2 separate regions of the Mus musculus genome follow, and region 1 is linked to region 2. The links are chromatin loops, found by intact Hi-C in ENCODE. Cell type or tissue: heart. All regions are shown on one strand. Each heading gives the region's core, and the rest is flanking DNA. Links, peaks and the distances in the headings are about the cores only. Region 1 holds the start of Exoc3 (exocyst complex component 3). Region 2 has its middle 9.0 kb from the start of Ahrr.

Region 1 (2,912 bases), core at 327-2,826, 93 kb before region 2:
TCACCATGCAACTAATGGAGAATTTCTATGGCATTTAAATTAGCAAACTAGAAATGAAAGCTGAACTTGGGTCATAAACTCCTTAACAAAACTGCAAATCCTTAGAATTCAATTGCTAAGAAGATTTTACCTTAACAGAGAGAAGCAGGGATATCTCACAGGCGTAAGACAGTCACACAGAGAGTATTTATACAGGGACTTAAGACTATGTCAAAGGCAGCTCTAACACAATTCTTAGCCCTATAAAAGATCAGCTTTTCATTTCTGGAGCTCACCCTAGTGCTGCCCAAGTCCATGGGGTAGTTAGTCACTGGAAGGCAACAACTATTACCTACACTTCAGCAGCAGCCCAGTGGGCAAACACGAGTCTTATACTCCCTTACCATTGCTCTGGGTGGCCAAGATACCACTTCTTACTTTTGAACACTTCTAAAAACAAAGATAAGACAGCAAAAGGTAATTTATTGTCCTTACTTGAGTAGCTTGTTTCCCCTAAGCACAAATGTACCCGGTCAATCACCCTTTAGTCTAATATCTAATACTATCCAAGTCATGGACCTACAATGGCTATTTGCTGACTATCCAGCAAATGAGGGAATTAATAACACTGTTTCCTTTAATTTCAGCTACTCAACAGCCACAGATGTGATAAAGACCTACCTTCTGGAATCTTTCACTCTATTCCCAAGTAGTCTCAGAAAACCACTAAAATCCATTGTACATTTCCAGTTATGTAGCTTCTCCCTGTGTATTTCTCTCTTTGCATTTTCATTCAAGTGGAACAGCATTGCAAACACCATCTTCATCTTCTGACTATAAAATTACTCGTACCCAGACAGGAAATCTGAGCAGGCCACAGAAAGAGGATTCCACAACCACTTCTAACAGGACTGATTCACTGCGGGCTTTTTTTTTTTTCTTTTGCTTTAGTTTGACATGTTATCTTCAGCATTCCCAAAACATTAAAACTTGTATAATTCTATTTACAGGACTAGGTATTAAACATAATACCAAACCATCCCTCTGGCATGGAGTCCCCCACTCCAGCTGACAGGTGAAAGGCACTCCTGTGGCAGTGTTACAAGCCAGATGCAAAAGGAAAGCTGACCCAAAACCAAAAAAGCTTTGCAAGAAAGAGTCCACTCATAAACCTGAACACAGAGAATCAAAAACTAAAAAAACTGTACTGGATCGCCACCAAATCTGCTTCCAATGGCAGCTTGAGGACTGTCAGATTTCCGGCCTCTGGGGCAAAAGGGAACTCTGAGGGTAGAAGCAGCCCCGACCAAGGAGATGGGAGGGACGCACACCGAGGACAAACCCAAACCCGCCCAGGGACCCGCACTAGAGGGTGTCGCATCCCGCCAGAAACGTCGGCCGATGCTGTCCCTCGCCAAGGACAAACCCACTAAGGGGTACACTGTGCCACAGTCGAGGGCCCAGCGCCCCGCCCACCGCACAGGCACCCAAGGCTGTCAGAGCAGAGCTTCCTCACCGTCCGCAACGCCGCTGCCACCTCCCGGAGCCGGACCGGAAGTGTGCAACGCGGTCACTTCCGTTTCCGGCGTCTGGGCGGAAGGATGGGCTCTGGGTAACCTTGAAGGCGCTGTACGGGCGATCTTTCTGTAGACTCTTAGGAAACTTGTGCTTCTGGTGACACAGACTCAGGATCAGGGATTACAGATTCAGGCCTGGCTCCGCCGTCTGACGTTTGGCGCTCTCCCGACCCTCTTATTTTAAGTAGCACCTATTGTACCCACCCTTTCTCTCCGGATTAACCACTTAGGTTTGCCCTTGCTCAGTTCCTCCCCTTAGCTACCTTAGTCTCTCCACACCTCTCCATATCTTTACTGTGTCTTGTATTCAAGATTCCACTACTTATATTTCGTATATTTGTTTCTTCTTGCTGTCCTCGCCCTCATCCCCCAGAGGTTTCTGACAGCAAGTAGATTTCAAGTATTCAGGACAGTGCCACAGAGAGTGGGCTGCCTGCTGATAGCTGCTCGCGTAGCACGTAGAAGCGGCGAAGAAAACAAAACCACGAGCAAAACAGCAGCTGGTGGAATTACTCCAGCTGAAGGAAGCAGTGAAGCATCGAGTCGCCCCGGTACCTAGAACAGCCAGAAACTTTGTTCTACCTCTGCAGATACAGAGATTTCCCCACACTGTTACGAACTTTTAGTAAATTTTGGCGGGGTTTAGGTTCTTCCACTCACCCATCAGGTATGACAACCCTACCCTGACAGGTTTGGTTGTGTTTTTTTTTTTTCACCTTTTCTGCATACATTTGTTGAGTTGTGTGCCTATCCATAACATCACTACAAAGTCTGGCTCTCCCAAGCCAATGGATGATGGGGTAAATCTTCAGTAAATGAAAGAACAGTATAGGTAACCTGTCATAACCACAATGCAAATTATATGATGAAGTCAGTCTTTTAAAGATGCAGACCCTCCCTTAGTGTAGGGGTTGCAACTGGGAAAGTGCCCTGACCCCTTAGTTTATGACAAAACAGGAGAAATTTCAGCTTCATGAATGTTTAACTGCAAAGTGGGGAGGCACAGCTACCAAGACAAAGCTGCGGTTTTCCTTAGTTACCTTATATCCAACCCTAATCTCCTGCTGCCCACTATATAGTGGAGTGTTTAGTCATGGTGCTCCCTAACGAATTCAGTTAACTAGCCTAGTTAGATGTGAACTGCTTCAGTAGATGACTCAGCTTGTTTCCTTTCAATTAAATAAATAAAATAAGAATCTCAGCTTTTGTTTTTGGTAAGCCACAGAGTGACAAAGCTCAGGATACTTTTGAGTGTACAAGTAAGTTCATAGGTAGGCCTAGGAATGACCAGAGCCAAAGTAGGGAAAGAAAAAAAAAAATGAAGCAGTGACTAAAGGTTCTGCAGCCCTGAAGCAG
Region 2 (2,912 bases), core at 308-2,807:
TACAGGTTCTTCCTCTGTTACTCTCCATCTTATATCATCTCTCAGTGCACCTGAATCTCACTGGTTGGCTTGACTTGATGCTCAGTGAGCCTCAGGGATCTTCCTGATTTTTTCAACATTAGGAGTCCTGCATCTCTAGTGATTGCCATATGCAGGGATCCATCCCATAACCAGCTTCCAAATGCTGACACCATTGCATACACTAGCAAGATTTTGCTGAAAGGACCCAGATATAGCTCTCTCTTGTGAGACTATGCCGGGGCCTAGCAAACACAGAAGTGGATGCTCACAGTCAGCTAATGGATGGGTCACACGGCCCCCAATGGAGGAGCTAGAGAAATTACCCAAGGAGCTAATGGGAACTGCAACCCTATAGGTGGACCAACAATATGAACTAACCAGTACCCCGGAGCTCTTGTCTCTAGCTGCATATGTATCAAAAGATGGCCTAGTTGGCCATCACTGCAAAGAGAGGCCCATTGGACTTGCAGACTTTATATGCCCCAGTACAGGGGAATGCCAGGGCCAAAAAGGGGGAGTGGGTGGGTAGGGGATTGGGGGGGTTGGGTATGGGGGACCTTTGGGATAGCATTGAAAATGTAAACGAGGAAAATACCTAATTTTAAAAAAAGCTAAAAAAAAAAAAAAAAAAAAAGGAGTCCTGCATCACCACATACAGCTTTTTATGTGGATGTTGGGGATCCAAATTCAGGTCCTAGTGCTTGCAGAGCCTACACTTTACTCCCAGAGGCCTCTCTCTCCCTAACCTCAAGGTAAAGCGCCATCAGAATCGTCTCAAGAAAGTGGAGACAGCATTGCTTGAGGGAGAACAGACGGTCACTGACAGAACAAGGGGGTCTGTTAGTGAACTGCTGGGAGGGAAGGAACACAACACGTAACTTTCCAGAGGTCATGGGTGAAGCATTTAAAAGAAATTTCTTCTTGCAGGACACGGACCAGGAGCCAGTTTGTACTTGGGAACATGACGGTATACCTCATCCATATAATAGAGTAGAGGGGAGGGAAAGACACACTTCCTACTGTTAGTAAAAATGGCTATAGTTGAAGCGCCAAGATCTTCTTGTCTCTGTCATCTGGAGGGATAGACAACCTTAACCATTTTTTTTTTTCATGTAGGATTCTCTGAAGTTTGTATCTGAGTGACACCTTCAGGGTCTCAACCAGTTTCTTACCACACAAAGCTGTGAAGCATTTAATCATGTGTATACTGTTTATATGACGAGTCAGCTTGGGGGAGGGTGGATATCCTGGTCTCTCCTTCCTATGGCTGCCTTCTTAACAGGGCATTGTTCACACCATGGCCAGCTCCTCTATCATACTTTCCTAATTGGCTATCTATTCACTACATACTAACAACCAGATCTGAATGAACAACAAAAAGGAAACAGCAAAGGACACAAACTACAAGAAACTCTCTCCAGACACCCACCCTTCCCTTTAGCCAACCCCTAGGCCTTCTATGGTTTCTGCAAATGCCCTGAGAGGATGGGCAGAGACTGTTTCTGATGTGATTGCACTGCCCTCGTGTGGCCAGGCTGAGCACAGCCTATAAACATTCTGCTCAATGGTTTTCCCAAGGCAGGCTTCCTAGCTTTCTCTACTAAAGGGCAGGGGCTGTTCTGGGCAGTTTGGTGTACTGGAGGCTCAAAGCACCGCTTCTCTTAAGGTGGGCACTGTTCTACACCCCATGAGCCACCTCCTCCCCTTTGAGAGAACAAGAAAGTCCCCACTCCACAAACGGCCTTCAGCCCACCGTATCACTCTGCCTCCCTCAGTAGGAACCCTGACTCCAGGACATTTTCCGTTTCTGAAGCAGCCCAACCAAATCACACCGAGTTCAGGTCATCCAAGCCGAGGCCTTCCTAGTAACAGCACTGGGCTCTGGAATGTACTCCACTCAGGGTTATGGCACGGCCACACCCAGATATGTGGCACAGGTACTTCATTCTTGGGTGTGGCACACTCCCAGGAGTGTAGTACAAGCTCACACATGTACAATCAAGTCACTTCACTCTTAGGTGAAGTGCAGATGAGCAGGTACCCAGGTCGGCAGTGTCAGTTCTCAGGCATGTAGTGGCTATGTCCCCTCAGGTGTGCAGGGTGGGTCCTCATACATCCAGTGCAGGTACTCAACCAATAGTGTGGTGTTGGGGTACTCAGGACTATGGAGCAGGTTCTAAGACGTATTGCTGGTGCAGGTACCTTTTTTAAAAAAAGATTTATTTTATGTATATGAGTACACTGTACCTGTCTTCAGACACACCAGAAGATCCCATTACAGATGGTTTTGAGTCACCGTGTGGTTGCTGCAAATTGAACTCAGGCCCTTTGCAATAGCAGTAAGTGCTCTTAACCGCTGAGCCATCTCTCCCGCCCAGGAACATAGTACAAGTGTGACGTAGTATTCAAGACTACAGCACAGGTACTAAGGTGTGCCATTAGAAGGCTCAATGTGCAATGAGACTCATATTTGGTACATGTATGTATAGACATGTATGTGAGCACAGGAAGGACAAACATGGCAGTCCTGCAGACTGAGGCTGGATAGGACGGGGATGAAGCAGAGGTGAAGAGTGGCTATAAATGGAGGGGTCCAGGTAGCCTCTACACAAATGGAGTTATCATTTACCATTGAACTTAGGAACTTCATTGTTTATTGGTTGGCCTCACTGGACTAGGGTCATCTGCTAGTGTGGGCCGATGTCTGGTAGATGACTGACAGGGATGGAGCCATGGAGCACACCCAGAGACGCCCATAAAGGGGTCACAAGGTTAACTCTGCCACCACAGAATATAGCACCTTCCCTGATCCCACAAACTAGAAACCACAGGAAACAAAGCCTCAGTGGCATCCTTGGCCAGAGGGGACCTTAACGGATCTGTTTCTCATC

What was found. A loop is a pair of places that touch in the nucleus more often than their neighbours do. Peaks named below come from ENCODE experiments on the same cell type or tissue, not always from the same donor. Only the 100,000 strongest peaks of a DNase experiment are listed, where the experiment ranks them.
Region 1: it touches region 2 in a loop (2.4-fold over the local background); 31 of 42 quality-filtered maps call a loop at or near these places.

Annotation. Positions count from the first base shown.
Region 1 is chr13:74,207,163-74,210,074 of GRCm38, forward strand. Exoc3 (exocyst complex component 3) reads right to left here and starts at 1,538. Exons shown (of 13, transcript NM_177333.4): 1 at 1,496-1,538. In heart, for the core only: no CTCF peak of the experiment used is centred there; a DNase peak (open chromatin) is centred at 1,529; H3K4me3 peaks cover 2,204 bases; H3K27ac peaks cover 1,507 bases.
Region 2 is chr13:74,299,837-74,302,748 of GRCm38, forward strand. No RefSeq gene overlaps it. Among named protein-coding and RNA genes, the nearest start is that of Ahrr, 9.0 kb to the left of the region's middle. In heart, for the core only: a CTCF peak has its summit at 1,552 (motif pointing left); a DNase peak (open chromatin) is centred at 1,575.